Linked DNA regions of Mus musculus: region 1 is linked to region 2. Evidence: chromatin loops called from intact Hi-C (ENCODE). Cell type or tissue: heart. All regions are shown on one strand. Links, peaks and the distances in the headings refer to the core of each region. The heading gives the core; the rest is flanking DNA.

Region 1 (15,382 bases), core at 5,582-10,581, 55 kb before region 2:
ACACACTAATGTTTTTATCAGGAGGAGAACCAATAAATAACTAGTGTATTGTGCAGGGAAGTACTACTTAGCAATGAAAAGGGGAAATGAAGTGTGCTGTGCATGGAACAACATAGATGAATCTGAAAAACATGTTGACAGGCCAGAGGGATGGCTCAGAGATTAAGAGTGCTCTCTGCTCATTCTGGCTTGTTTTAGCTTTGCAGAGGACATAGGTTCAGTTCCTAGCACCCAACTGTCTCTAATTTCAGTTCCAGGGTATCTGATGCAATGCCCTTTTCTGACCTCTGTGGGCACCATACACATGTGGTGCACACACACACACACACACACACACACACACACACACACAGGTAAAACACCATAAGCATATAATAAAAAAAAAAAAGCATAAAAATCTTCCAAATAAAGACACAGAGACCTGGTGTACTGGCTAGTTTTGTGTCAACTTGACACAGCTGGAGTTATCACAGAGAAAGGAGCTTCAGTTGAGGAAATGCCTCCATGAGATCCAACTGTAAGGCATTTTCTCAATTAGTGATCAAGGGGGAAAGGCCCCTTGTGGGTGGGACCATCTCTGGGCTGGTAGTCTTGGTTCTATAAGAGAGCAGGCTGAGCAAGTCAGGGGAAGCAAGCCAGTAAGGAACATCCCTCTATGGCCTCTGCATCAGCTCCTGCTTCCTGACCTGCTTGAGTTCCAGTCCTGACTTCCTTGGTGATAAACAGCAGTATGGAATTGTAAGCTGAATAAACCCTTTCCTCCCCAACTTGCTTCTTGGTCATGATGTTTGTGCAGGAATAGAAACCCTGACTAAGACACCTGGTATTGAAAAACCCACAACATGATGACTCCCCCATGTTCTGACTCAGGAGAGGCGACGCCCCAAATCACTCACGAGAAATGGCCTTGCTGCAAACTGCAAGAGGACTTTTATTCAAGAGTGCTCTCGGGCCTGCAGTCATACACTACGCAGGGGTAGAGGACCATGGCGCCCCGAGTAGCTGGGTAAGGGGGTATTTAAAGGAAGAAACCACAACTCAAGGAGGTGGGGAGGGCGTTGTTGGAAAATACCAAAAATACCTGTTAAGAGTCACAAGGAAGTGCAAAGTCACAAGAGTCACAAGGAATACCTGGTAATTGTGCGGGTTATTTCTCAAGACAGTTCCTAAGAGCCCCTAACAATAGCACATTTGCATAGCGGGTTCTATCAAAGGTCAGGGTGGGTCCAGGTGACTTTCTTTGAATGAACACTCCTTGAACCCAGGAAGCAGGTGGGTGGAGGAATGTCGCTGTTTTATGATTAGCATACCTTGGAGCACTGAGTCACAGAGGTCACATTCTCAAGCCTGGGCCTAAAGGCCTAGAATTTTGCTTTTACATTATACTTTTTCAGTATTTTTATTAACAAGCTGCAGGAACTAAGCTTGGCAGGTTCTGAACTATTCTAACCTAACTAGGATGCCTGTTATCCAGCCAAATGATGCTTTATCTGTATCTGAGTCTTGCCTTGGTTCCCTCTGGTCTCTGTGTGTGTTCTCATGGCATCTCTCTCCTTGTGACTTAACTTCAGGGGCAAATCTTTTTGGTTTCCTACCTTTCCTTCTCCTCACAGTTCTCTCCCTCTAGCCTGCCCTCCCTCCCTCCTGCCCCCTCTGGGAACCCATCACTGAGTTCAGAAGTCCAGCCCTATTCTCTTTATCCCATATAATTGGCTGATCAACTTTTTATTAAACCAGTCAGGAAGTGGTGGAGAAGAATGTTTGCAAAAGATGAAACCTGTGATGTTTCATTAAAATAACAATACCAAAGTCCACCAGTACTCAATCCCGAAATTATCATTTGAGTAATACAAAGCCAACCATTACCCAGTGCACACACACCCCCCAACACTTGGGTTCCAGCAACAGTGATTCAGGGCAGCATGATGGGTTAGCTAGCAGAAGGCAAGGACACCGAGAACCTTGAAGGGTGCCCATTTCAAGTAGGGCTTCCAGTAAGGATGCTTGTCCCCTGCAGAACACAAACACTTAAAGCTTTGGGTCTGCTGTGTATCCTGTGTTCTTTAGGAGGGCACAGGAGACTGAGTCACAGTGCACCTGACCCTTTGGCCCAGAAAGCCTTGGGAGCAGGTGAACTAACCTGTCCTGTCCTGCCCTTTAGTGGCTGCTATGCAAACAAGTCCCTGGTTCTAGTCAGCTGTGAAAACAATTTGGATTTCAATTTCCTGAAGGGCTGCCATAACCATGATGGATGAGTGGGAAGCTGAGTGGAATGGAGAGACAGACAGACAGATGTAAGACCCCCAACTCAATGTGTTTCTTAAACCCCTAAAAACGAAGCCCAGCATGGAGTTCTTTGTTCTTTCGCCTTCAGCCTGAGAGAACGATGAACACTGGGTGACCCACCCAGGCAACTGACCCATAGTGTAAGGGACCAAGAATGTTTGCCAAAGATAGCTTGTAGCCTTTCCGTGAGAGATGAGCTATAATTCACCATCCCTATTCTTACGATGTTTCCTCAGCTTCCCCATTCTTTGTCGTCTTATCCTCCCCTCACTTTGCGGTTTATTCTTTAAAAACCCTTGACTGCAACTGCTGGGGGTTGATCTCCTCTGCCCCTGTGTGGGTTACGAGCTCAGCCTCAGCATGCTGATAGCCGAATAAACCTCATGCGATATTGCATCAAGAATGGTTTCTCTCGAGTTATTATGGCGTCGGCTCATCCTGGGACTTGAGCGAGAATCTCCCCAGAAACGGGGGTCTTTCACAGACAGAAAGACACACACAAACACACACACACACACACACACACACACACACACACACACACACAGAGAGACAGAGAGACAGAGAGACAGAGAGACAGAGAGACAGAGAGACAGAGAGACAGAGAGACAGAGAGACAGAGACAGAGACAGACACAGACAGACAGACAGACAGACAGACACAGATTAAATCCTTCAAGCCTGGATTCTCCTAGCACTTTCAAGCCTCCAAACTATTCACATTTACATGCACCTTTGAAACTCAAAGTGGTCCCATTGGTGCAGGAAAACAGAAGCCCATAGACACCTCTTACAATTGCTTTTCTCTCAGTACAGAAAGAAGAGGCACTGGAGACCTTGCAAAATATGGGGATCTAGGAGACACAGGAAGTTCCCTGCACAGATGTACAACTGAGATTTAAAACTCTGTGAAGAATGTGGGCTGAAGCATAGCTGACCAAGCCTTCCACAAGGCATGGGTGTTGTATTCTTTTTTTTTTTTTTTTTAATGGAAAGATAAGGAACATTAGGAGGTTCTTGATGGAGGAGGATGGAATAATTAGAGAGATAGGAATAGGGACCTGAAACATGAAGTGTTTGGAAAGTCCTAGCTGGAAAGTTACTTGGGCTATGGAAATCAGAGGAGATCCAGGCCACTGGTCTAAGGATTATAGGAATGGTGGAAAGGAAGGTCTTCTGGATCTCTGCTGAGGCTGATGCATTCAGCTTGGCATGGTAAGGGAGAACCAGGTATTCAGACAGAAGAGAGAAATGAGTACAGGGATTTTGGCTTTAGCTGCAGGAAACAGTGAACATAGTCCCAGCTGGCCTGGATCAGTTCTTTAGAAAGCAAGAGAACCATGAATAAGCAGATTAGCAAAAAAGACTGAAGAAGGCTATGTGCTCTTTCCAGCTTGTGATTGGTAGTCTGTATCTGGTAGAGGCCTTCCTCTGTTTTCCAGAGTCATTATCTGCTGCTCAAGGTCTTGGTCCCTTGGGAGGTGGCATCCCTAGGTGGTGTCCTTCAGGTGAGCAAGAGCGTTAGGAGCACATTCTCTTCCTTTGCTTCTGCCATCACTACTTCACTCTCAGAGATCACACCAGTACTTGGCATCTGGTAAAAAGAGCATTTAAGGGGCACAGAGGAATGAATTCCCAAGCCCTGGGAGTCAGGATGACCACTTCCCCAGGAACAGAGGCAGCCTGTTTGTAAGGAAAGTAGGAGATGCCTGCAGGGAGTTGTTTCTCCTGCAAAGGAGCTGGGGTAGGAGTCATATGAGAGCTCTAAGTAAGGCTCCTTACCTGGCCCCAGTATATCCAAGATGACTAATCCCAGACAGGGAGGAAGGGAGGGAAAGAGGGAGGGAGGGAAACACAGAGGGTGGGGGGATAGGAGACTGTTCAGAAGTTCGGCAAGCTGCTCTTGTTCACTAGGACCTGGAGCTCTGTGTTCTCAAGCTTCCCTGAAGTTTGAGGGCAGCTGCAGCTGTAGTCACTATGTTCCGACCACAGAGAAGTTTCTGCTCATAAACGATCTTAGCAGTTGAAATAGGAAGACATAGATTTTCCTTTCACTTTCAACTTCCAGGGGAGATTTCTCTAAGGCTGGAATGGATTCTGTAAGATAAGAGAGCTAGGGATGAACAGCATTGATCTTTCCAGAGATCCTGGCTGTGAAATATATATGGGCATCTGGTCAACCTAGATTTCTTTCATACCCACAAGGAGACTTTATTTCACACTTGCTAAGGGAAGGTGAAGGCTTGCCTTATGGATTGGGACAAATAATGTCTGGGGTATCTCTAGAGAATGCATGTTAGTTATTGCAGGGCTGGTGAGGACATTCTTCTCTGGCCCAAATCTTTGCTCATCTTTAACCTAAAAGAGAGACCAGTCCTGTTCTCCCTTTCTTAATTAAAGATGTATGTGTGAACTTGCCCATTAGCAAGGGGGTTAGGAGGTTAAAAGCACTTGTTACTCTCTTAGTATCTCAGGACACACAGACACACAGACAGACAGACAGACAGACACACACACACACACACACACAGAGTCCTGAAGCTCACACACACACACACACACACACACACACACACACACACACACACACACACACAGTCCTGAAGCTTTACCTAAAAGAGGCCCCCAAACTCCGAACTTTCAGTGTCCTCCCTTCTGAGCACAGAGTACATTCTGTGCTTATGTTCTTGCTGCCTGTACTGACTCACAGAGACCATTTGTCATGGCTATTGCTGATCCTAAGCACACTCTCACACTCTGAAATGTGGGCTTGAAGCCCAGAAGAGAAACCACATGTACCCAGTTGTAGGAAGCAAGAGAAGAATCCAGTAAAAGAGGAAGGGTCTTAGTTGTATCCTTGGGCACCCCAAAGTAAAGGAGAACCATTACAAGCTGTAAGTGTTTCAAGCCTAACATTGTACACAGATATGAAATATGTCTAGTCTTGTGGGCATGTGTGCATCTAGTAGGTACCAAGATCCCTGTACTGCTAAGATCTAGGGCTGTTTAGTTTCAGGGCAAAGATATGCATCCTGCACTGTGGCCTGGCCCTGTGTTTAGTCAGCAGAACAATTTGGCCAGGTTTCTGGGAACTGGGAATCAGGAACCGAAGGGAGTTCTGGACTTGAAGGGTTTTCTGTAGGAGTTATTTTCTCTAATGACTCTTGCCATTGTCTTTTTATATTTATGGTTAAATGATACAACTCAGCCATAGGGACTTTCTATGTAGTTCCCATGGGGACAGGCTTCTCAACTCTAGCGTCTCCTAACCCCCATATCATAGTTTTTCACTTAACCGTGTTGGTCCCATGGAGTAGGCTCCTCACCAAATCTCACATGGCAGGTTTAGACGCTGTTGAGAAGGGAGCTGGTGGTGCTGCCATCTGTTTGTGATGTTAGACTGGCCGAGCAGAGCTGGGATTATTATGAAGACTCATTTTATGACCAAAGTGTGGCTTCCAAGGCCTTTGTCTGGTGTTTTAGGACCCCTTAGACCTAAACGGATACTTTTGGAAGAAAGAGACTGCTGTGTTGGTCATAGAGGAGGGCCAAATAAGACAGGGAGTGACCCATATTCAAAGCTCTATTAGGCACGAGGCCATGTCACATGTTTGTGGAGGGGCAAGACCAAGGTTTTTTTGTGACACTGAGTTAATGCATCTAGGGTCCTTAAATGGCTGGCTTTCTTTCTTTCTTTCTTTCTTTCTTTCTTTCTTTCTTTCTTTCTTTCTTTCTTTCTTTCTTTCTTTCTTTCTTTCAATAGTAGACCATACTAGCCTCAAACTCACATCTGCCTGCCTCTGACTTCTGAGTGCTGGGATTAAAGACATATGATGCTTTACTTGGCTAAATGGTTTTAATTTAAAGCATAGGATTATTTAAAAGTCATTGAGATTATTCAGTGTATAGGACCTGACCCTGTATTTACCATTCATCTCTTTTTGGCAAGTTGTAGGGAAACTTAACTTGTGACTTCCTTGGATTTGTGAGAGAATCATTATCAACTAGAAACATTTCCATGGAAAATATACCAATTAGATCCTTTTCTTTATTGTAAAACAACCTCTTAATCTAACATCTGTATGCAAAACAAGCTCATTCCAGTTCATCCTGTTCTTTTCTTTAAAAAAAAAAAAACTTTTAATTTTGGAATAAACCTAGATTTACAACAAAGTTTGGAGATCGAGAGTTCCTGAGTACTTGTCGCCTACTTTGCCATCTTCTATAACTATTTTTCATTGGTCTGAATCAAGTGAGTAATATCGGATGCTAACTACTAACAACATTCTAAGAGCCATTCGAAGTTTCCGAGTTTCTTCTCCAGTTTTCATTTTTATGTCCCAAGATCTAATCCAGCATGCTGCTTCACTGCAGTTTGCCATCCTGTTTCCATTGTTCTATAGCAGTTTTTCATATTTTTTAATGCTCCCTGTCCTCTTTTTAGTGAAATTAAGGATTTAGAGGAGTTCTGGCACGGCATTTTGTAGAATTTCCCCAATTTGGATTAGCTTAATGTTCCCCTCACATTTAGATTAGCATGGGGGTTTGGGAAGGAGCACCAGAGAAGTGAAGAACCCTTCTCATAACATCAACAGGGCTCGTCACATGTGGTCTCAGCTTCGTTCCTGAAAGCTCTCTGCACTGTCACATTGGTTTTCTCCATATTTTATCCTTTGGAAGCAAGTCATAAGTCAGGCCCACATAAGAGGAGGGCTTTAAACACCATCTACTGAAAGGGATAGTGCTAAAGGAACTATGCAGTGGCAGCCAGTTATGTTTGGTTTCTTTCATATAGCATTATGTTTTAATGTTTCATCCTAATTATAACATATGTCTTAGTATCTTATTATTTTTAATGGATGAGTACTATTCAGTTGTATAGACAAATTACATTCTGTGTAGCCTTAGTTCAGGGTATACATTCATTCACAAGGACTGGAATTAGTGTTGTCATGATCAGGCTAACATACCTAATTTTATAGTAATTGCTAATATGACTTTCAAAGTACTGTGTTCTGCAACCCTCTCTCATAAAGACAAAAAAAAAAATCCAACAGCACTTGACTGGTTTTTCAGTATGTTTAGTGCTGCATACTGGCAGTTTGGACCCTCACATTCTAGCAAGGTAGACGATAGTATTATTCCATTTTATGGACAATGAAGCTGAGGCAAGCAAGTTTAGATCACTTTAAAAGCCCAAACCTAGTAAACAGTAGAGCTGGGCATTGGGGCCTGGGTCATCTGGGTCCAGAGTTTCCTAACATACTCCTGTTGCTCATGGTGATCTGCAGAGATGGAGCAAGGGCTGAGGGAAGTGCATGGCCTGACTTGACGGAGGGTCCTGGACTTGCTCTGCGTTCTCTCTTTCTTTACCTTTCAATCAATTTGATTGCTTTTCTCTTCAATCTCTGAGTTAAAGGATTAAACCTTAGGCTGGTTGTTTTTTGCCACCAGATGGCGACAGAAAGCTATCTAGATAACAAGTGCTTGCTAGTGTGATTAATCCCTGAGGAGGAAACTGATGTGAACTCATGGAAATATTTCTCATTCCTGAATAATTAAGTTCAAGGGAAAGAAGTGAAGTCGCTAAGGCTTAATTGATGCAGAAATGCCTTAGGGATATTTGCTGGTATTCAGCACAATGTTGAAAAAGAGCTGGTGATGGTATATGCATTTGCTGTCTGAGAACCCAGAGGCAAAGAATTCACTGTTATTACATTAAATGGTGATAGCAATGACATTTTTAAATATTCTTTTTCAAAATAATAATGTTTTAAATGTTATCCAGAAGAGTCTTGGGTTTTGTCAAACCCCTTTCTACATATACAGAGACAACTGCATGGGGCATCTCTTTTATTCTGTTTAAGTGGTAAATTAAATTGACTTTTGGATGGAAAGACCAATCTGTATTTCAAGCACAAACACCATGTACAGGTGAGAAAGCACAGGCCGAGCAGTCCCCTCCCCCACGCTGTGGGAGCAGGAGTGGCCGAGGTGGGCTTCAGGGCCAGGCTGTCTAGTTCTGTGATTGGCTTCCTATTGCTCTTGCTGTTTGTCTAGGATTACATTTCTATTTGTGGGAGAATTTTGCTTCTAGTTTTCTTGTCCTGGTAATGTCTTCACAAGTTTTGGTGGGATTAGCTGGGAGGTTCATCGATGCTTCTCTAGGTTTTTGGTAGAGTATATTCCTTTCTTGAAGTTTGCTTTGTAGCCGGAGCCAAGCTACACATACACATCTTTGTCAGACAAGCGATTACTCATAGTTTCCATTTCCTGAGGTGTAAATTTTAGCAACTTGTCTGTTTTTCAGTAAATGTCTGTTTTGTCAAGGTTGGCCAAGTTATTGATACTGTGCTCTTCGTACCATTTCACATCTGTGTGGTCTCTGGTAGTGTGCCCTATTTTATGTTGATTAATCTAAGAAGCCACTTTGGGCTTCGCTGATTTTTTTTTCTGCTACTTCATTATTTTCTATTTTTATCTTTATTGTTTCTTTCCTTTGTGTTTGGTTTAATTTATGATCTATTTTTTCTAGTTTTTTTTTTTTTAAGATGGAAGTTGAAGTAACTCTTGAGCCTTCATTTGAAATATGCAGTGATTTTTTTTCCCCCATTGTTATCTTTAGTTGTTCCACAGAGCCCAACAGGTCATGTTTCCATTCTTCTTTCAGAACATTCTCTATTCTCATGGTGGTTGTCTCCTAGACACATGAGTTACTTAGAACTGCACTATTAAGTTTGTAGTTTATTTGTGTATTTTCTACTTTTGTTGATTTCTAAATTATCTTTTGTAATGATGAAAGAAATACTCTCACTTCTAATTCTTTGAAATTGAGAGTCGCTTTATGGTATGTGCCTCTTTTGGTAAATGTGTTAGGTCTACTTGAATAGGTACATATTCTGTAACCTCTCAGTAAGGCACATTGCCTAATGGTGTGGTCCAAGGCTCTTGTTGTTTTTGTTTTTTCTTGGTTGGCTACTGAGAAGGATGTGCTAACTTCCTCGACAATGTGCATTATCTTTTCTATTTCTGTTGTCTGTATCATGAAGCCACAGTCTACCCTATGACAGGCACAGAAAGTGTGAGGATTTTCCTGTTCCATGTGTTGTAGGATTTTGAGCTCTCCTGTATCACCTGTAATACTTCTTGTGTCAGGTTAGTTTATCTGATGCTGTGTAGCCATGCTCTGTGCATTGAGCTACTGTTTTCCTGGCAGATCCTTTCTCATTGGTTTGCTCTCGTATTTGTGAACAGGATATAATAGTGATTTTTATATAGTCATCTCTTTTGTTTGTTTGTTTGATAGAAAGTATCATGTAAGCAAACTAGTCTCAGACCTTATATAGCTGCAAATGGCATTGGATTCATCTTCTGCCTGTCACTCCAAAGCACAGGGCTCTAACCCTGAGCACCATGCTCGTGCTGGCCATTGTTTTAATTGGAATGTTAACTCCACTTAGCTTAAAAACAGTTCCTGATGTAATTGAGATAGTTTTCTGTTTTTGTTGGCTTTGTCCCATATGCCCTTTGTCCTGCGTGTTCTTCTCTCCTTTTCTCTTTGCTTTTGTGTGAAACAAGTTGTTAAACTTTATTCTTTCTTTTCTTTGCTTTTATTTGATTTTGATAATGATTCTGTTTGTCAAAACTTACCAAACTATTAATTTAAAATGAATACATTTAATCTTATGTGAATTGTATAGCCATCAAGTTGGCCAGAAGAAACAAATAGATGAGTTAAATTGTCAAAATAAAAAAGATCAAATTTAAATTTGTTTTTTAAAATGTTTTTAAAAGCTTAATTGATACATAATTTTGCATACTTATGGGTGATGGCATAATATTTTGAAACATGTGTATAATGTGTGATAATCAACTCAGAGTAATTAGCATATCCATCATTTCAAATAGTTATCATTTTCTGTGTTGGAAACTTCAAAATCCCCTCTCTTAGCTATTTTGCAGTATACAATTATTTCTTATCAACCATGGTCACCCTCTGGGCTAAATATTAGGATATACTACTCCTGTCTGACTGTGTTTTTACAGCTGACAGTCAATCTCTTTTTCCCTTTCCTTCAGAGGTTTCAGCGTCTGGGGTCTGTTTTTGTGGTCTCAGCATTTATGAGATTATTTGCCTTCTACGTATGAGAATGTACAGTGCCTTTCTGTGCTTGGTTAAGTTCAGTTAATATCTTCTAGAATTACCTCGGAGACATTTTTGAGATGCTGACTCAAGTGTTTTCCACACAAGTGTGAACTCTTGAGTTCAGTCCCCAGAGTCCATATAAAAAGGCCAGGCTCAGAGGTTTAATGGACATCCAATTTAGATAGATAAATGTGCTCCAAGTTCAATGAAATACTAGTCCCCCAAAAATCTGATGAGGGCAATTAAGGAAGATAGTCAGTGTTGACCTCCAGCCTCCATACACATGCATACCTGTACATACATTTGCATGCATATCTACATGCAAATGTGCACACATATATACACACACATAACATCAGATGACTACTTTCGATGTTTGGTTTTTATATATTTTATATTTATAATTTTAAAGATCTTGTCTACTTTTGTCTTTATAATACATGATATTTATTTACTAGTATATTATTTTTAGTTCTTTACTTCTACATTTCTAGCTTCTAAATTATAGCTTCCATTTCTTTGCTTCTAAAATCATTTTCTTATGTATAATACTTTCTTTGGTTTGGTTAACTCTATTTTTATATCCTCATATTCTTTTTTCCAGTATTATTTTTTGAGTTATTTTGATCCAAGTTTAAATTGTTTGTAAATTTTGCTATTAGTATTTCTTTTAGTATTGATATTTTGTATTATTTACTTATATTCTTAACTGAACACTTTTATATTTTTGAGACATGAGTACTGTATTATATCATTTCCATCTCTCCCTGCTGACTCCTCTCATTTTCTCCCACTCACTTTTAAATCCATGATTGCTTAAAATTTCTACCCTATTCTTTGATAATCTTATATGATGTGTTTTGATCACCCCCCACACACTCCTTCTTCTAACTCCTCCTAGATTTATCTCTGCTTCCCCACCCCCTCTCAACTTTATATCCTCATATTCTATTATTTTTTTAAATAATAAAATATTATTTAAAATTCAGCTTGTTCATTTAAAATACAAGGACACAGGTTCCATTTATTTTGTATGCATGCCTTTCTGGCTTATTTTCATTTTTTGAAAAGATATAATTTTATGATAATTTCTCATGAGTTTGATTTTTTATCATCCCTCTTGTCTATGTTTCAGTAAAATGTATTTGACTGTATTAGAAGGAAAGACAGCCAGTAGCTTCCTAGTTTGGAGTTCTAAAACTCTCTTCCTCATAGAAACACTGTTTTTGTTGTTGTTGTTGTTGTTTTGTTTTTGTTTTTTTAAAGATAATCTGTTTTTTGGTTTTGTTTTGTTTAGTTTTCTCCTTTTTCCCCTTGTTGTTCCTGCTTGCTACAGAGGTCTTGTCTATAAGTAAGGTCTGGTCTAGAATCCAGACTATCTCAACATTCTCTGAGTTAACCGGGTCCCTTTGTTTCCAGTCAATAAAACCCTTCGAGTTTTGACTTTTTATTTTCTAGGAGAATGTATACTAGGACAAAGCACTTTTAGTTATTTCTAATTCCTATAATCTAATTCCCATAATAAAAAGGAAACTACTCAGAAGAATACTGTACAAAGACTAAACTGGAAGTGCAAATTTAAATGTTAAATAGGCATATGAAAATGTGCTTCATCTCATCTGTGACTAGAAATGCAAATTAAAACAAAAAATACAGTTTCATCTGATTCAGCACTAATAACACTACAGTCATCTAATATAACTGTATTTTTAAAAGAAGAGTCAACACTTGGCTTCTACTAAAGGTATTCTGGGAAAAAAATGCCAGAAAAATGTGATGACAAAGAACATTCCATCTGCCATGTACTCTTTTACTGCTGGGTCTTTGCTTACTCTGTCCCTGGAGCCTAGGAGTTTTTGTGTCTGCCTTCTTTCCCTGGCTGATACCCATGAGCCTTTGGGCCTTAAGTGTCATCACTTTTAAGGAAAAATATTTATTTTTATTATTTTTAAGTTCATGTGCTTGTGTGTATTTGTACGTGGGTGCTTATGGAGGCAAAAAGAGGGCACTGATTCCCCTGAAACTGGAGTTATTGTTGTGAGCTGTCCATTGTTGGTGCTGAGAATGGAACTTAGGTCTTCTGATCTAGCAGCAAGTACCCTTATCTGCTGAGCCATCTCTCCAGCTCCCAGCTGTCATCACTTTTTGAAAACATTATATGACTCTGTAGACCAACACGGATGCCATTTAGGCTGTCTTATAGGACACATACAAAAATCACCCTCCATAGTACAGGTAGGCCTTACTTAAGAAGTTAGAAGGCCTTAAAAGCAGGACTGTAGCTTCGTAGAGGAAGACAACATTCCTCTGTGAGTTGTAGACTCAGGTCATGTCTAATTTCCAGCCTTCACTTATTAATGGCCTCTTCTATGGATTTTGGGCTTCCTTTCTAAATTCCTATAATCCTGTAAGCAATTCCATGTAATGATGGTTTAACATTTGTATTAGGTACTTTTGTGTTGTTTGATAAAATACCCTGACAACTTAAAGGAGGAAAGGAACACTGTGATGGAAAGGTCCTGGCAGCAGGAGCCTGAGGCAGCTGGCAGGAGCTATCTTTTGATGCATTCCGGAGAACTAAACCAGGGAATGTGCTACCCTCCTCAGGGTGACTCTACCCACCTTAACCTATTCTTGGTAATCCCAGAAGCTAACTTGATCTACATGTCTCCTTACAGATGTGCCTAGAGACTCGTCTCCTTGGCGTCCCCAGATTTTGTCAAATTAACAGTCAACACTGATCCATCACAATCATATGCAGATTGAGTAGCCATTATCCAGAAATGTTTCAGATTTCATATGACTTTGTAATCATTGCATATATGAAGTGAGAAGTATTGGGCATGGGACCCCAAGTTAAACAGAAAATTGATGTGTGGTTCACATATACTTTATATGCATAGCCTGAAGGTAATCTTACATGGTATTCTTAGTATATGCTTACCTTTGGACTCCATGTATCTAAAGATTCTTGGAGTACATTTTTACTTGTAGACAAAATTTTGCACTCAAAAACCAAATTGTGAAGCATTTGGAATTTAGATTTTCACTTTAGGGGTACTCAGACTGTATCTGTACATAGACAAATACACACACAAATATATACAAACTCATGTAAACAAACACATGGATTATATATACACATATATACACACATGTAAATACACACACTGATTCTCTTTGTTGGGTGAATTTCACAATTTCTGTACTAGATTGTAAAATCAATTTGTTTTGTTTCCTATCAGACTGTAAATACAATTAATAGATAAATACTGCATTTATGTGTTTATCTTATTTTATTTCTGATATCTAGAATACTGCATTTATTAAAAATATTGAACGAATTAATGAATTTCCAATGCAAACTGCAGAATCTAAGACACGCCAATATAAAAAAAAATCATATCAACAGACCTCTAGTGAGCTTGCTTAATGTACTATAGAACTGGAGAAGGGAGGAGCAAAAAAGCTTTCCAGAAAGTTCTGGTAAATTCTGAATATCAAGCAGTGAAAATTCATGTGAAAAATCATCTTTCTGATAAGCCTCCTTGTTTCTTTCATTGGAAAAAAGAAAGCTGAGTGGAAAGGTTAATAATTTCTCTACTATTGAAGAAGCTTCCAAAAAATGTTACTGGTATTGGTCAAGGGCCATACGTATATATGAAATATAAGTACTAGAAAAAAATCAAGTGGCCCATAATCACATACTCTAGAACTTTTAACTTCACTCTTAGACTCCAGTGAAAATTGACTTTCATCTGATTCAGCACAAAAGTTATTATTGTAACCTAATATGATAAATGTAAAAGAGTGAATCAGAATCTTAGCATTGAGTATAGTATAGACATTACTTTGTAGTATTCAGAAAAGAGGGAAGGGAAAGAAAGAGAGCCAGAAGAAAAGAACCAGCGACAATGAATCTTAGAGAAAGAAGATACCATGGATCCATATCTTTTTCTTTAGACAATTTCTGAATTGTGCCCTGGACCTAGGTATTCTCAAGGAGGCCTGAACACTTGTTGAGGTTAATGTAATCTGATATGCCAATGATATCTCACACTCTGGGGATGGATATTAGTACATAATGGTATCTATGCCATGCACCCAGGTGACTGGGATGTGGAGCCAATTTTGAGAGTGTTAGGGACGTTAGGACACACCTTCTTCATCAGTCTACAGGTCAAGGTCAGCTTTCTAAATGTACTTTCTGAACATTTTATTCTTTTTTACCGACAGAAAAGATTTCTGTGTTTCAATTATCTGCAGTTCCCATATCTCCATGTGATATTTAATCAGTGGATTATTATATAAAATTGTAACATTGAATTTGGAAAAGAACAGAGAAGCTATATAGCATAATATTTGTTTCTGGTATATAGTTGTTTTTTTTTTTATTGGTTTAAGCATCCTCTCACACAGAGCAGTGAACATGTTCCTATTCAGCTGAAATCTATGATAACCCATATCTTTCTCGAGAAAGATTCTAGAGCACAGATTTCTGGGGAAATAACAGGAGACTTGGATTAAGATGCAATGTAGGCTTTTTCTATTAATAACTTTGACTTACTAAAACTCTTGGTCCAGTATTTCAAAAAGAAGTTTAGTTACTAACAACACTCTAAGCATGGAATAAAAGTATATCCTTGGGACCTGGAATCCAAATCTCAGCTGCACCTCTAATGCAGTTTTTTTTTTTTTACAGTTTGCCTTTCTATATCTGGACAGCCTAATCACTAAAATGGAGTTATATACCTCACATTGAGTAAACAGGGCTAATTCTCATTATGGTCTGGCACTATGTCTCAGTGCTAGAACACTAGCCTGTCATGTGTAAGGCCCTGTATTCCATCCCCAGTAATTCTCTCTCTCTCTCTCTCTCTCTCTCTCTCTCTCTCACACACACACACACACACACACACACACACACACACACACACGCACGCACACACAC
Region 2 (15,141 bases), core at 1-5,000:
TGGCCATCGCTCACCAAACTACGACTGATTAACCTTAGGGCTAAAAACTACTTCTAACCACAGGTCCTGAACTCCATGAAGTCTGAGATGTGGGCTAGATCAATGACCACCATGGTTCAAATCTTTTTAAAAAATAGTTTTATTTCCCAAACAACCAACACTTCCAGAAGCAAGACTAGAAGCTCTACTAGGAAGCCAGATGACTGCCCTTGCTCTCTGCCATCTTCCTGAGTGTGCCCTTGCTCTCTGCCATCTTCCTGGGTGATTCTCTTTTAGCCTGTGGGACTTTCTCCTCACCCACTGGGGATTTCAGATACCATTCTTTGCCTCAGGAAAGCAACCAGTAATAGCCTGGAGAGCAACCAGAGAGGAACTACATGCATCAAGTTATAGGAAGAAAGCAAGAAGGAAACTAGAAAGGAGAGAAGGAGCTTAGTTGCCAAAATGGGATTGGTGGTTTGTCTCCAAGTCCTTGGCCACATCCCTTTTCTTGCCAGGTGCTTCAACCCCAATTGAAGTTTGGGGGAAGGTGTGAAACTTGTTGAGGTCTTGTGTGTACGTGCCCAGCATGCAGGTACTCAGATTCCCACACCGCTTAGATCTGGGGCTGTCCAAGCTGCAGGGAAAAGACATGCGAGGCAGTGCCATGCACCAGGGCTGACCCTGTGGGCAGTCTGCAGGTTAAATCAGTCACAGGATTAGAAGCTGGGACGGGGCTGGTAGGAGGTTGGTTCACACATACACTATCGGGAAGGCTTGGGGTGTGGTAGGCCAGAAGAATGTGGGGAAGGGCAGAGGAGAAGGGTGACTTTTCTGACATTCCATGTGCTCTTTAATCTTTCATGCTTGGCAGGGTGTTTCTCGGGATGGTTGTAGGGTAACACATGCTTTTCCTTGGGTAATGCAGGAGCCAGACCAGGGTTGGTCTGTTTCTAAGCTGGGGGCACACAGGCAGGCAAGGATAGGGAGGGGTGCTCTCCTTGGCCCTGTGGCCACAATGCCATCTCTGCAGACTTTAGGCTTTACCAGTCTTCGCTCATACTATTGCAGGAAGTCTCCCCAATGTTAGCAGACTGATTTCTACAGTTATTCCTAGCCTTCTCTTAAGTGCTTTCAGAAATAAATTTTTTTAAGTGTGATTTAACTACAGTCTCACCCGATGACTTCTGTCTTCTTTCAGCCTGAGAGTAGCTGAGCCTCGTGTCCTGCTAAACAGCAGCCAGGCGGACAGTGCGCTCTCTCCTACCTTCTGGATTCCGCCTTCCTGTGGATGGGCTAGGCAGGGTAAGGGGCCTTACCTAGAGCCCTCAGCCTCCTGCTCTTCCTCCTGCTCCAGCTCCCTGGCTTTCATCTGCATATAGTCCTGCACCAGTGCAGCCAGCAGGCGAACTTCTTCTTCACTGAGAGTGGCCATGCCTGGGCTGCTTTCCAAGATTGACCTGTGGAGAGGAAGCAAGTCTAGCACCGTCTCTGATTCCCTGCCTGCCGCTTACACTAGAGGCTTGAGTCAGCGTCCTCATAAGTTTAGGAATTTTGCAAGTTAAATGATAAGTGCAGGCAAATTGAATGACAAAATAATTACTGTTGAATCTGAATTGGGGGCTCATTTTAATAAATACAGTTTGTAAAGTAGATGAGAAATAGATTAACAGATTATAAATTAGAGTCAGTAATATTTATTGGCAAGTTAGCAGATTAGAGTAAAATTCATGTCTCATAAGGAATGAATTGAACAAAAAGGTTTAACTCTTGATACTAAATATGGGGGGGAAGTGGTGAAAGCATTTTGTTAGTTAAAGGGCTACTTGAAATTTAAGCTTATAGTGAACTTACATGTGTGTCTATGTACATGTATATATTTTTCCACCAGATAGTTGGGTTTTAAACATTCGGTACTCTGTGGTTAACAGGAAGTTGGCCAGTCCCAGGACACTAGGACTCCTGTCTTTACACGTACCTCAAAGGCACTGCCTGGAGGCTGCATGCCTGGTACAGGAGCAAGATGCTGACAACCAGGAAAGGGGAGAACTTCAGGAAGCCCATGATGCCTTCCTGCAAGAGAAGAATGTCTATTTATTCATTTGTTTATTTATATCAGTTCAAGGTTCTATAAGCCCATGGACCTGGCTTTCTGTGTGCTTATGCCTGTGACTCCCCGACATTTTGGCTTCATACTGATAACCACATTTCTCATCATCTTTGTTCCCTCATTGTCCAGTGTGCATGTAGCCTATACGGTTTGGAAAGAATCTTAGCCCTAAAGATGGAGGAGGGGGAGGGTGCGGGGGGTCGGGGGTGGTGGTGGTGGTGGTGGTGGTGGTGGTAAAGGAGTGGTGGTGGTGAGATCAGTCTCAAGGATTCTACGAATCCCAGGTGTCTCCTGTCTCTACATCTGTCTCCACAGGGAAGTGTAGAGTTGTCTTCTCTTTGTGAGTTTTTTTACAGACACCTAAGAATGTGAGAAAGAAAGTCTATGGAGAGGGAATCTTTCTGCCTTGAAATCTGAGAAACTGACGGCTGCACTGCTCAGCTGCTCCACCCTCTGGCAACTCAGTTGCCTACAAGAACCAATCTAAAGTTGAGGTGGAAAACACTTCTCTGTTAATCCCAGGGTCCCAAATCGGGGTTTGCAATTGCGGCAACTGACTCTTGTTCGCTACATATTGGCCCTAGGCTCGGACTCAGGACCAATTTCTCAGGAAACGAGAATACTGAAAGCACCATCTAAGAAGAGCTACGCCCGACTGCGCGCGTGAAGCCTAGGAGCTCAGCGTCCCAAGATTGGTGGATCAGGTGTACAGAGAGAGAGAAACGTGAGACTGGAGCCTGCGCTCCAGCGAAACTGAAGGAAGGCTCTGCGGACCAGTTCTGTAGGGACCTATCTGGATCGGGATCTAACACGAACCACGCTAGGACTAATGACTAACGGGGACTGGGATTGTCAGGAAAGACAAACCAAGGACTAACAGCGAGAGCGGGAGAGAAGAGGGAGAGGAAGAGAAAAGTAGAACTACACACCTGAACAGGAATTTTAGGGCTCACCTGGTGAGCGGTGCCTTGGAGCTGAGCCTGCGGGGATCCTGATGGAGCCAGGCAGTGCTTGCGAAGCGGTGACTCTTGATCCTGGCAGTGGCTCCTGTGCCTCCCAGCGCCTGCAGCTGCTCTTATTCCCGCCGTGGTGAGTCGGGAGGGGTCTCGGGGCTCCAGGCAGCCAATAGGTGGAAGGGCCCCATGCCCCAGACAGATTGCGTCACCTCTGTGCTTCCAGAACTCAGAGCATCTAGCAAGATGACACCATTTGAATTTAAATTGAGGTCATTGGTGGAAGTGGGGGAGATGATACGGATCAGTGAGAGCCACCCTTAAAATTAGCGGGAATTTGGAGGGCCTTTTGACATCAAGATAAATTTCATCTCTTCTTTCCTTCTTGACTTTGAATATTCCTGACTCCAATCTCAGAATCTTGGAGAGTAGAGTCCAGTATCTCAAGCACTCCTTGCTGCATGTCTGATTCTAATCGTACCCCCACCCCCACCTAAGTCCGTGCCTAATCTAGAATAGTTTAGTGCACCTGAGGGATGAATTCTTGATCTGCAAGGCTAGTTCTGGCAGCGTGGCACACAGGTTTAGGCAGATAGTCAGAGGTGTTGGTACTGCACACAAGGACTCAGTTAGACCCGAGGCTTGTGGCAGCTGCCTCATTTGGGGTTATGTGGCCACAGGTAAAATGAAAAATGAAAAAAAAAATCCTCAAAAATCTGACACCCCCCAAAAGACCCCCAAAGCCTGCATGAAACCTCAACATATTAAACTTTTCAGTGGGTATCATAGTCCCCCTTTGAAGGGCCTGCTTGTAGAAAGAAACCTTGGTGTTTTCTGGGCTATAAAATCTCTCTTTCTCCAGTGTGAATCATCTGTATTCAGCTTGGCATTCCTAATGCGCTGGATAACACACTCACATGTGTGAGAAGGGGTTGTATTTAGCTGGGTCCTGCTTGGGGTAGGGGGTACGAAGGGGTAGTGGGGAAAGTACAAAGAAGAACCAGATGCCTCCAAAGTCTCCATTGTAGATCTTTTTCTCCTCCTGCCTGGCTATCTATCACTTCTCATTAGGCTGCCTGCCTGCCTAAGGATTTGCACAGCTGTCCTTTTGCTTCCTGCTGCTGTTTGCCAAGATGTTCCAGTTGTATTTGATCCGGGGGTGGAGTGGGAGGCCCTCTCACCCCCACCCTTAGATCCCTGAGCTGAAGAGCTAAAGAGCAGGCAGGCTTGACAGTGCTGCGGAGATGCTGCCCATCCTAAACCTCACACTTGCTCCCAGTCACACTTCTCCTGGCACAGAGACTCTCCGCTCTTTCCAAAAAGGCATCCTCTCCAGAAAGCACAGCCACTCAGCAGTCTCTGTGGCCCACAGAAGCATCCTTAGTGGTTCTCAAATTGTCTGAAGCCTGCCTTCACGTCCCTCCTGCAGTCCATGCCACATTCCCACAGGATGTTTGCTCTTGGATCTCCATCTCACATCAGATTAGTTTGACTTGATCCCTCTCACAACCACTCCCCTGATTTGGACACTCATTTTGTCTGAGCAGTGAGCTCCAGGAACACCGACAAGGGTGGAGGTCCTAACTGGGGCATTTGCTGTCTGGGGACAAAGAAGCTTCATGTTTCTGCAGTTGGTGAGGTCTGAGTGTGCGGTGCTACATGCAGCAGCCAGTCCAGACCTAGCCAGTGTGTTGAACACATTGGAGAATCTGGGGACCATGGGGGGGGGGACACCCAAGCAAGCTTCATATTTCTCTAAACAGAGCAGAAATTAGCTTCCAAGAAGACTTGAATGGCATGAGCCATGGAACCCGAGTTGTCGGTCCTACCAACATCCCAGATGTGTCCCTCAAAGCAGAATGATGGAACACTTAACTTCTAGGATGCCATCAATGACTTTCCAGCTTAACTTCTGGGGCATCTCAGAAGTTTTAAGGTATAAAAATGTGAGGAAAGGAGTGCCAGGAATCCCTCTCCACAGGGTCTGCTCTCAGAGCAGCAACAAGACCCATCCAGGGCTGGGAGAATGGGCTTGGCCAGGCAGTGCCAGGCTGGAAACCAGAGCTGGAAGAATTTTATCGCCACTGGATTTAGGATTCCCAGGCACAGGAATCCCTGGAGGCAGACACCCAGAAGTGGCCTTCCTGGGCTTCCAGCAGTTTAGTTCTGAGACCTGGACTAAATTTTCGTGAGCAATTATGAGACAAGTTGGAGACAAGTTGGCGAGGGCTGAGATGACAGTGGTGAGCCACTGGGTCATTGCCACTTGGGACTGATGCACAAAATCTGCTTTTTGTGTGTGCTCAGGTGCCAAGTGCACCTGGGGAATTTGTTTCTTCTTTCAACTGCAAAGATGTCTAATATATGGGATCCAGAAATCATTTTTTAAACAAATGGATTCCTATAAGCATTTCCTAAGGAAAAAACTCCTGGCTTTAACCCGTGCAGTGTTGAGCACTGGTTTTCTGGCAGTGTCACTGGGTGGGTTTGAGCTCTGCTCCTAGGCTGTGGAGTGTTCCTTCAGACCTCTGAGCCAACCCTGATTCCACACCATGAAACCTGTAGCTGTAAGCCATCACATCCAGAGGGCACCTCTGTCATCTGCAGAAGTTGAATAATTGAAAGGGTTGGAAGAGTGGGTCTCTAGGAAGAGAAATGCAGGTTTTTCTTTGATTTTGTAGGAAGTGCCCAGAAGCACGGCTCAGGGGTTGGGGAGGGTGTAGTTCCTTTCTTTAACAACTACAACCTTACCCTGCACCCCAGTAGGCTATCAGCCAATGTCAAACAAATGCAAATCAACTTTCAAATTTAGTGCTCAGTGCCTCCAAATAGCTCCCAAACTGTAGGGCTCAGTTAAACCACCTCCTCCCACCCTTCCAAATTTAGGAGCAGAAAGTCTTCTGCCTCAGTTTTCCCATTTCCTTGATAATGTTTCCAGAAACAAGACAATGAAGTAAGAGTCTTCCTGGCTCGAAATTAAAAACTGTCCTGCTTCCAGCAACCTGCGTTTACAGAGAGTTGGGGTGGTTAGACCTCTGCCTGGGCAGATCTTTGGGATTTTTTCCCATTGCTTTCTGGAAAGCTGCAAGGGAAAGGACTGATCTCAAAATAGCAGCTTGACCAGGTAGCTCTTCTATGGTTAGTCGTCTTAAAACTTTAAAATGTAGAAATCACCTAATTTTGAAACACTCTAGCTTGGAAAAGCACTGCTTTACAACATTCCAGTAAATACAAACTGTAATATTTACTCTCGTTCATTTAATTCAGATTCCTGCATTGTTCTGATTTTCAAATAAATTTATAAACCACATCTTATAGAAAAATCTTATAACAATTTGCATATGATCAAAAGATTTACATGCACTATAGTAAAAGCTTAACTGAGCCATTCAGCAGTGAGTAAACAGATGCTAAGTAGAGAGAATATGAAGACTGAGAGCTCAGAGCCCACATTAAAGTTATTGCTCCTCTGCAGTCTGAATGCGATACAGACTCAGCAACAAAATCACAGCCATCCCAGTGTAGCAGCCATCACAGCAGAATCACATCAAACAAACTGGGGGGATTTCGGCAGAAGTTTGGTCATATCGGTTTAAAAGCAGAAACCAAAGCTTTGATCACTGAACTCACTAAAAACAGAACTGATTTTCAATGTTTCCTAAGGCAAGCAGAAGCAAGATGGAATGCCTGGCAAAGCAACAGAAATAGCCATGAAGCAGACAGTGTCTACAAGTGGATGAATGGATAAGAAAAGTATAGTTCTACCATATACATTATGTAGCATACACATGCATTTTATATATGCCACACATACAGATAGCACATGCATTATACAGACCACTTGGTTTTCTATTCTCTCTCAGATACAGCAATACTGCATTGTCCAGAAGAAGAAAGAATAAGAGAAATAAAGCAAACGCTAAAAGACGAGTTTACATCACCTCACTTACAGGTGCACTCTATAAAAACGTTGAACTCAAGTAACAGAGCAGAGAACTGGATACTGGGAGGAGGGGTGAAAGTAAAGGGTTCAAAGAACTTTGAGGTGTGAAGTGGGTAAGTTCTGAAGACCCAGCCATACAGAATAGTGACCACAGATAATAACAATAAATATTCTTGAAATTTGCTAAGAGATTAGACCTTGAATGTTCTCAACATAAACACACACACACACACACACACACACACACACACACAGGAACACACACATGGGTACACACACATGTGCAGAAATAGTTGTGAGGGGTAGACTTGTTAATTAGCCTGGTTGGTAATCATTTTATAATGTGTATGTATATAAAAGCGTGTATGTATATAAAAGCCTCATTTTGTATATCTTTTAAAATAAAACACTTATGGAAACATAAAAAACTTTTGGAGGAAAAAAGAGAAGTGAATCATGTTCTTGTGTGGAGGTCTTCAGAGCAGATGGATCTGTGTAAATATTAGAGAGGATTCCATTGTTTTGTTAACAAACTAAATATAGGTTAGCTAAAGCATGTTGCATGTGTGGTAAGCATGAATGTAATATAAAATACATTGAAGTAGAAAAAAAGACAAACTGTTACAAATATTCAAACTCAAGCCAGTGGGATGGGCCATGGGTAAGAGTGATCACTGTGCCATCCTAATGACTCAATTTTAGTTCCTAGAACTGTGGTAAAGGGAAGAACTATTTTTGAAAATTGTCCTTTAGCTTCTATGTGTGCAGTAGAACATGTGCACACCTACACTCACTCACTAATAACAGGTAGAATAAAAATGTTAAAACCACATTCAATTCCATCTGTGTGCCACCAAGTATACGATCTTTTGTATTCTCAGCAGCTTTTTAAAGATGACTGCTATTGTCTGTAGGCAAAGGAATAGCCAGAGTGTTTGGATTGAATTAACTACATTCCCTAGGCTTCTTCTGAGCACTTCAAATGCTAGAGCATAGCTTATTAGTTTGCCACATCAGTCAGGAGGTCTGGGTCCTTGGATCTAGGGACAGACTCGGAAGGAGATGCAGTTATGTCTCCCTTCCTCGGGGCTAATGTGATTTGTGGTGAGAGGCTCAATGACCAGGCATAAATCATTTATAGTTCCTGGACCAACATTTAGGAGATTGACAGTTTTACAGCAAGAAAGTAAATATTGATGCTACCACTTATGATAAATAAGTTGCTGAAGAATAAAACCCAAGTTAGATCCATAACAATAATCACAGAATAAATTTAAATACTTGAAAGCTCACTTAACTTTCCATGTTTAGCATGGCATGTTACTTCACCTTGTGAATTCTGGATGATTTCGTAGAGTGTCTGGTTTGGCCAGTGGAGGTCATGTGTTTGTTGGGGGCAGTTAGTAGAAAGTGCTAGAAGTTAGGAGAGAGGGTTCTTAATTCCTATTCCCACTTAAAAGGAGATGATGGAGCTAGTCTGGGTTCCACATTTGATTTATGACCATGTTGGATTGAGAGTCTCAAATTCCCATCTGATTCTGATATTGTATAAATGAGCTGAGAACTTCATGCAATCTTCCTAGTATTTTCTTGGGTTTCTTCTGCTTGCCCCTTCTCAATGAAATTGTCTTGTGAAGGGAGCTGGAGACATGGCTCAGTAGTTAAGAGCACTGGCTGCTCTTCCAGAGAACCTGAGATCAATCCCAAGCACTTATAATGGAGGCTCACAACTAGTGTGTAACTTCAGTCCCATGGGGATCCAAACCCTCTTCTGGCCTCCATGGGTACGACAGACACACGTGTAGATAAAACACTCATAGCCATAAAAAAAAAAAATCAAAGTAAGAATAAGAAATTATCATGTGAAGGACAGCTAGCTGAAGGAGGCAACACAAAAGAAGGGAATGGCCTCCAGGGGATAACAGAACCAGGAAAGATGCTGTCTCCGCTCATGTGAAGAATAAGTGATTTTTTTTATATGTTCGAATACTTTTTTTCCAATTTTTTATTAGATATTTTCTTCATTTACATTTCAAATGCTATCCCGAAAGTCCCCTATACCCTCCCCCCCACTCCCCTACCCACCCACTCCCACTTCTTGGACCTGGTGTTCCCCTGTACTGGGGCATATATAAGTGATTTTTAGAAGAAATGAGAGGAAAATAAAAGTATCTTGGTCCTCATTTTCTTGGCACTAAAATAGTGTTTCATGATAGGGGTACAGAAAGCATGCCAGCTGGACTGGCAGCACGGTTATCTGACTCTTGAAAAACTATGGCTGACTCTCGGTCCTGTCTGGTGCCCTGTCCTTCTGTAAGCTGTCAGATGTCATGCTTTACAGAATGGCTTCCTGCTGTGTTCACCAAGAACCCAATGCACACTTGTGGATCCTGAGAATGGGCTCTTAAGAGGATTCCTTTAGATGACAACTCAGTGGGGAGGAATGCGGAGTTTAACTTTCAGTCAGTCTTTCAACAATACATAATGAATAATTTGGTTAGGAGATAAATCAATTGATGTGCATAAGGAAATAAATTAGAGAATAGATATAATACCTGAAATGCATTTTGGAAGGACTGTAAAATGTAATTATGTGGTATGCATGATTAGAAATGCTCTGTATGATTTATTAGTAGAAACAATGAAATAAATAAATACTTTTAATCAAATATATGAGGGGGTCAGATGAGTTGAGAGTATGTTTTGTTACCAAAGGAACAAAGAGAAAACTACAAGCAGATAACTAGAATGTAATGACAGTGAATCCTACCACATCCCTCCAGTGAGGCTCTTTTGTGTTGATTCACTATGGGAAGAAAAGCCAGGTGCAGTTGAAGCAAATAAACAGACCTTGGTCTTAAGGATGGAGGGCAGAAATCTTGTTTTATAAAATCAACAACAAGGGTCCATCTTAGGCCAGCCCGTTAGTGCCCTGCTGTTATACCATGAACAAATAAATCAAAATACATTCAGATTGCCTAGCTTACTTTGATAGATCCTATCCTTTAACCGAAAGGACTCTGAGGTCATTCTCCTGGCAGCTGATTGAGTCCAGGTCTGAGGAAAAAGAGGAAATAAACTACAGCATATTAAAATTGTGTAGTATCTTAGGGAGACAAGCCCACACACATTAAATAACAAAAAATTAGAGAATAATATACTTAGTGAATATGTGTACTATGTTTCTATTGCTGTTATAAAAAATTACCATAGCTATTATAGCTTAAGGCATTATAAATGTGCTATTTTATAGTTCTTTAGAAGTCCACCTACCAGAGGTCTCATTAGAATGAAATGTTTGAGGGACTGTGCTCTCTATAGAGGTCTAGGGAGAATCCATTCCCAACCTCTAGTGGTCATCCACAATCTAGCTTATAACCTGCTTCCTCCATCATGCCAACCCGAGCTGGGTGCTTTTCACGTCATAGTGCCATGGCCTCCTCATCTTCTGCTTCTCTTTTCTGTTAGTCAGAAGTCTTGTGATTCTATCTAGGCCTAACTCCTGAATAACCCCCATATGACCTTTCCATTACACAGTCTTCCATTTAAATATGATTCAAAGTACCCCCTTCCCCCTATTTTGCTCAGGAATCATGATGTGATGGAGAGGCCATTGTTGTACCTGCCATGGTAAGTACACAGTGGGTTGATTGACAAGGACTGTGTCTGGTAGAGGCTTAAAGAACAGATGCTTTGGGATAGAGCACTTGAAGAGGACTCCCAGAAAAGGTAGAACTAGATAGAGCTAGTAAATTACCAAGTAGAGGAGGAAATATCACTCTCTGAAGAAACGTTGCATCCACTGGGGAGTGGGGCAAGGTATGAATAAACAGCTTATATCAGATGCTATCTTCTTTGCCTCTTCTGAGAAGGTGACCCTACTGAATTCACACTGTACGATTGTCTTCACTCAGTCTCTGGGTAGACAATGTCTAGAAATGATGAGCTGTAGAGGGTTTGTTCTTTCATTAACTTCCAACTTCTTATGTGTCCTTTTGCTCTGGAATGCTGTCCTCTGGGCGTGATATGGTCTTTACCATCTTGAAACTAGATTAGCTGTGGTTGATATCTGTACCAGATTGGCCCACTTAACTGTCGTTAAGAGTTTAGAAGCAAGAACACCAAGTCAGGTGAGCTTGAGGATAGATCCAGGGGGGAGAATTAATGGCAGAGAGGAAGAACTGGATATTGTGTCCATGAGGTTGTTATGGCCTCTCATTCTTGGAAAACAAAATGTTTAACTGGCTTTCTTGTAGAGTGGAACTATCTGCTGCTGAGGGGCTACCCTTCCCAACCCCAAAGGTACCTTTGCTCTTCCTTCCAAACTTTCTTCCAAGGCCCAGAAGCTATTTTAAGGATGACTCCAGCTGCCAGGAAAGAGCTGAATAGAGTGGACAAGGGCCAGACTGGTCACTCAGAGAGGTGGATGGACTCAGTGCTTGACGTCAAGGAATTACTCAGGAAGGGCTCCTCTAATATAATTAAAATCCTCCCTTGCCTCAGACTCCCTGGGTTGAGAATGGTTCTTTTCTTTTTGGCTGGAGTTACTGTTCCATAGAGCACAAGAAATAGAAATAGGAACCTTCTCACTCTACCAGGAAGCTCATCAGAGAGATGGTGTTCTGATGAGCTTTGCCAGGGACCAATGGGGTACATATGGGGATTTCCTGTATAAACTGAGAACGGGGTGCAAGAAGTATGGCTTTGTGACCATAGGCAATTGAGTTTGAGTCTTGGATCTACCATTCACTCACTGCCATTAAGCAGACAATAATTTCCCTAAGTAGTACTTTCTTAGCATGTGAGAGGACGTTTTACAAACAACTACCTAGCAGGACCAGAGATGTTTCATGTTAAACCCATGGACACATTGCTTGTCATGGGACAGCTACTTCAGAAGGCTTGCTATTGTTAGTGTAACAAAAGCTTATTCTTTCCAGTGCCAAATTATACCAGTTTAATGCAGTGGATTAAGTAAAATCATTGCACACTCTTGGTCTTCTGAAGAAGACAATCTATAAAGTCTTTAATTCTCAAAATAAAATTAATTGCCAGGGCCACAACAGAATGGGTCCGCCTCTCCCAACCCTCTGAGATACATGCCTGGCCATCCTGCAGCCTCACTGCCCAGAAGGATTAATGATCATATATATTAAAGAGCTGGCACACAGCCTGGTAGAGCACTGAGAGTGGTGTTTGTGATCATCATTATAATGAAAGTGCTCCCCTTCCAGGTGCCAAGCTCTATCACCTAACAGTGTGCAGAAAGTATTAATTGAACTCTTTTCTACCTTCTTTTAGAAATGTGTTCAGTGTGTGTGTGTGTGTGTGTGTGTGTGTGTATGCACCTTCCTGTGCATGCCACATGCACATATAGAGGTCAAAGGACAACAGTCAGGAGCCTGTTCTTGTTTTCCACCTTTTTGAAGCAGTTTCCTTTGATTCTGTTTCTGAGACTGCATTCCAGACTAACATGCTTCCACTGATTTTCCTAGCTCTTGCCTATCTTTGAGGGGCTGGGATTACAGATACACGATATCATATCCAGTTGTTTTATGTGGGCTCCAGGGATCAAACTCAGGTCATCAGAATTGTGCAAACAGCACTTTTATTTTTTGCTGAGCTGTATTTCTGAACCTTCCCTACATTCTTATAAAAAATAAACCAGATATAGTCTCCACTGATTCTTACAATTCATTGTCACCATCAAAAGAACTTCGTTTAGTGTTTTGGGCATAATTAATAAAACACACTCTTAGGGGAGGTAAGATATGGAGGACCAATAGGACCACACACTGAGTGGTAACTCAGTCTTTCTTTTTGAGGTTTGTATCTATGCCATTCTGTTAATAATCCAATTTATTTCTTCCTACCTGGTTGCCAACTATCATTTCTTGATATTGTCATTATAATTAGCAACAGCTCATCCACTTCCATTTTTATGTTATACAATGAAATCAACAACACACACATGCATACACACACACACACACACACACTCACTCACACTAGGTAAAATGGTGAACAAAGATCTTATAAGCATTGCACAGGACCTTGTAAATGCTAGTCAAGAACTATAAAAATTGCACCTGCTTAGCCAATCTACTCAAGAGGACAGAAACAAAGCCTACCAGAATGACACACAGAGCAAATGCCAACTGAGTGTGTATCTCTCGTAGTGATCAGGAACAGCATGATCTTTGATAGTACTAGATTTGACTACTTATGTCCAGGACAACAAACAGAACAAGCAAACGGGGTGGAGCTGTGTGTGACTGAAGAGCTTAGAGACACTGAGTGCAAATGTGACAGCAGCTGTAATGTCATAATGGATTCTAGTAACACATGCCAGTTATCTGCTGTTGTAGTTTACTTGGCCTTCAGTTCTCTGTTATATCTTATTTAAGGGCTGTCACCATCCCAGTGACACCTGATGAATGAATGGGTGTCTTTGGAATTTCTTCCAGCAGACACAGTACTGGTGATAAGAAAGTACACACAATGGGTAGGGTTGGTGACCCAAGCTCCAGTCTTATAAGTTGTATGTTTCTGGCTAACAGGTCCTAGGACACAAGTAGAAATTGTGTTTTTAGTTCCAGGAATATTTATAGTTGCTCTTCAGTATTCAGATACTATATCTATTTCTGTAATGCTAAGTTACTCTTTGATCCCAAAGAGTCTGGATGATTGTCTTTTAGAGTTGGTACTAATTATCCTAGGCACAAATTTAAGCATATGTTTGATCAGTGCTAGACTTTTTTTTTTTCTCAGCACCAACAAGTACCATTCAGAGAAAACCCCAGGTAGGAAAGGATGTGGTGAAAGCTGCCTGCAGAGTCTCCCTTTCTCTCCCCTCTCTCTTGTGAGAAAGCTAGGAATGAATTGAGCCTTTTGTCTCTGTCTCAGAAGTTCCATGTTAAGCCGTTCCTGCTTACTGCCAAGCAGTGTAAGGACAAAGAGTTTATCCCTACTCCTGCTATGAGTCAAGCCTGTCAATCCTCTGGCTTTTGTGTTTTCTTCTCTGCAGTCCTGCTAGATGTGGAGTAAAGCTAGATCATTCGTAGTCATTTGAACAATTATAGACTATCTTAAGAAAAATGTTCTACCATATTGGCCTTTAGAAAGTGTCACATGTAACTAAATAGTGTGAGGACTTTTGCACCCATATTTTCATTTTATTAAAGGCAAGGCAGGAGGAAGGAGATACAGAAGAATAAAGAGAGGGCAGAGAGGGAATCTACATGATGTTGACTAGATTCACATGGTGGAATTGGGAGACAGAGGTGCCGACTGCCTTGCCTTACTGCATGGGGATTGTCAGCACAGTGGCTGTTAAGTGCTTCTGGAAGTAGCAGTCATCAAGAAAGCATCTTTTAGTCAAATGTGAACCATGCCCCCTTTTTTTTCTTCCAGTTTTAGAGTTCTGTTCCTGATGAGGAATTCCATTTCCAATTGTTACTTCATTTTTTCTCCCAGCTAAACATGCTGATTTATATGTGCTACACCCCCACTCACCATGTGAGTTATACACATCCAAAAAGTCCCACTAACGCTGTTCATGGAACACTGGGCGCTCTGTGCTGCTGAAGAGCTTCAATTTGACTGCTTTCCAGGAGGAAGTAAAGGAAGAACAGGAAAAGCCATGTCTCTTCCCGCCTTCGGTCTCAGCTAGGTAGCTAACTGGTCTCCAGTTTTAAGAAACAGAGGGGCAGTCTTGTTTTACTTTGCCAGCTGCTGCAAGAGGATTAGGAAGACCCTGAGTACAGTGACACCATTTCACCAAATAGCCAAGTGCTTTGACTACGCCATGCTGAATGTAGCTCACCGGTAGAATGGTTGGCTAGCTGTGTAAGCTTCAGGTTTGATTCCCAGTACCACTGTGGGTGAGAGGAAAGATGTGTAGGAAGAAAGGAGGAGGAAGAAGTGTGGAGGGGAGAAAGAAAGATGAGAACTAAGAATAAGAGGGAGAGAGGAGAGAAAGGACTTAGGGACTGGAATTGGAAATCATAGAGCTTAAAGGCATGGCTGTTCCCAACCTGCCACAGACAGAGATCATACCAAAAGAATGAATCTTAAGTAATGGAACTTCATCTATCAGGGGTTGAAACTCTTCTGTCTGTTCACAATGGGTTGGGCACCAGGTCTGTAAAACACTG

What was found. A loop is a pair of places that touch in the nucleus more often than their neighbours do. Peaks named below come from ENCODE experiments on the same cell type or tissue, not always from the same donor. Only the 100,000 strongest peaks of a DNase experiment are listed, where the experiment ranks them.
Region 1: it touches region 2 in a loop (6-fold over the local background); 13 of 42 quality-filtered maps call a loop at or near these places.

What each region holds. Positions count from the first base shown.
Region 1 is chr7:114,572,854-114,588,235 of GRCm38, forward strand. No RefSeq gene overlaps it. Among named protein-coding and RNA genes, the nearest start is that of Cyp2r1, 18 kb to the left of the region's middle. In heart, for the core only: a CTCF peak has its summit at 7,733 (motif pointing right); no DNase peak of the experiment used is centred there.
Region 2 is chr7:114,633,170-114,648,310 of GRCm38, forward strand. It overlaps Calca (calcitonin/calcitonin-related polypeptide, alpha), which reads right to left and starts at 3,188. Exons shown (of 5, transcript NM_001033954.3): 1 at 3,043-3,188; 2 at 1,958-2,052; 3 at 1,299-1,439. The coding sequence starts at 2,043. In heart, for the core only: a CTCF peak has its summit at 2,549 (motif pointing left); no DNase peak of the experiment used is centred there; H3K4me3 peaks cover 1,315 bases; H3K27me3 peaks cover 2,131 bases.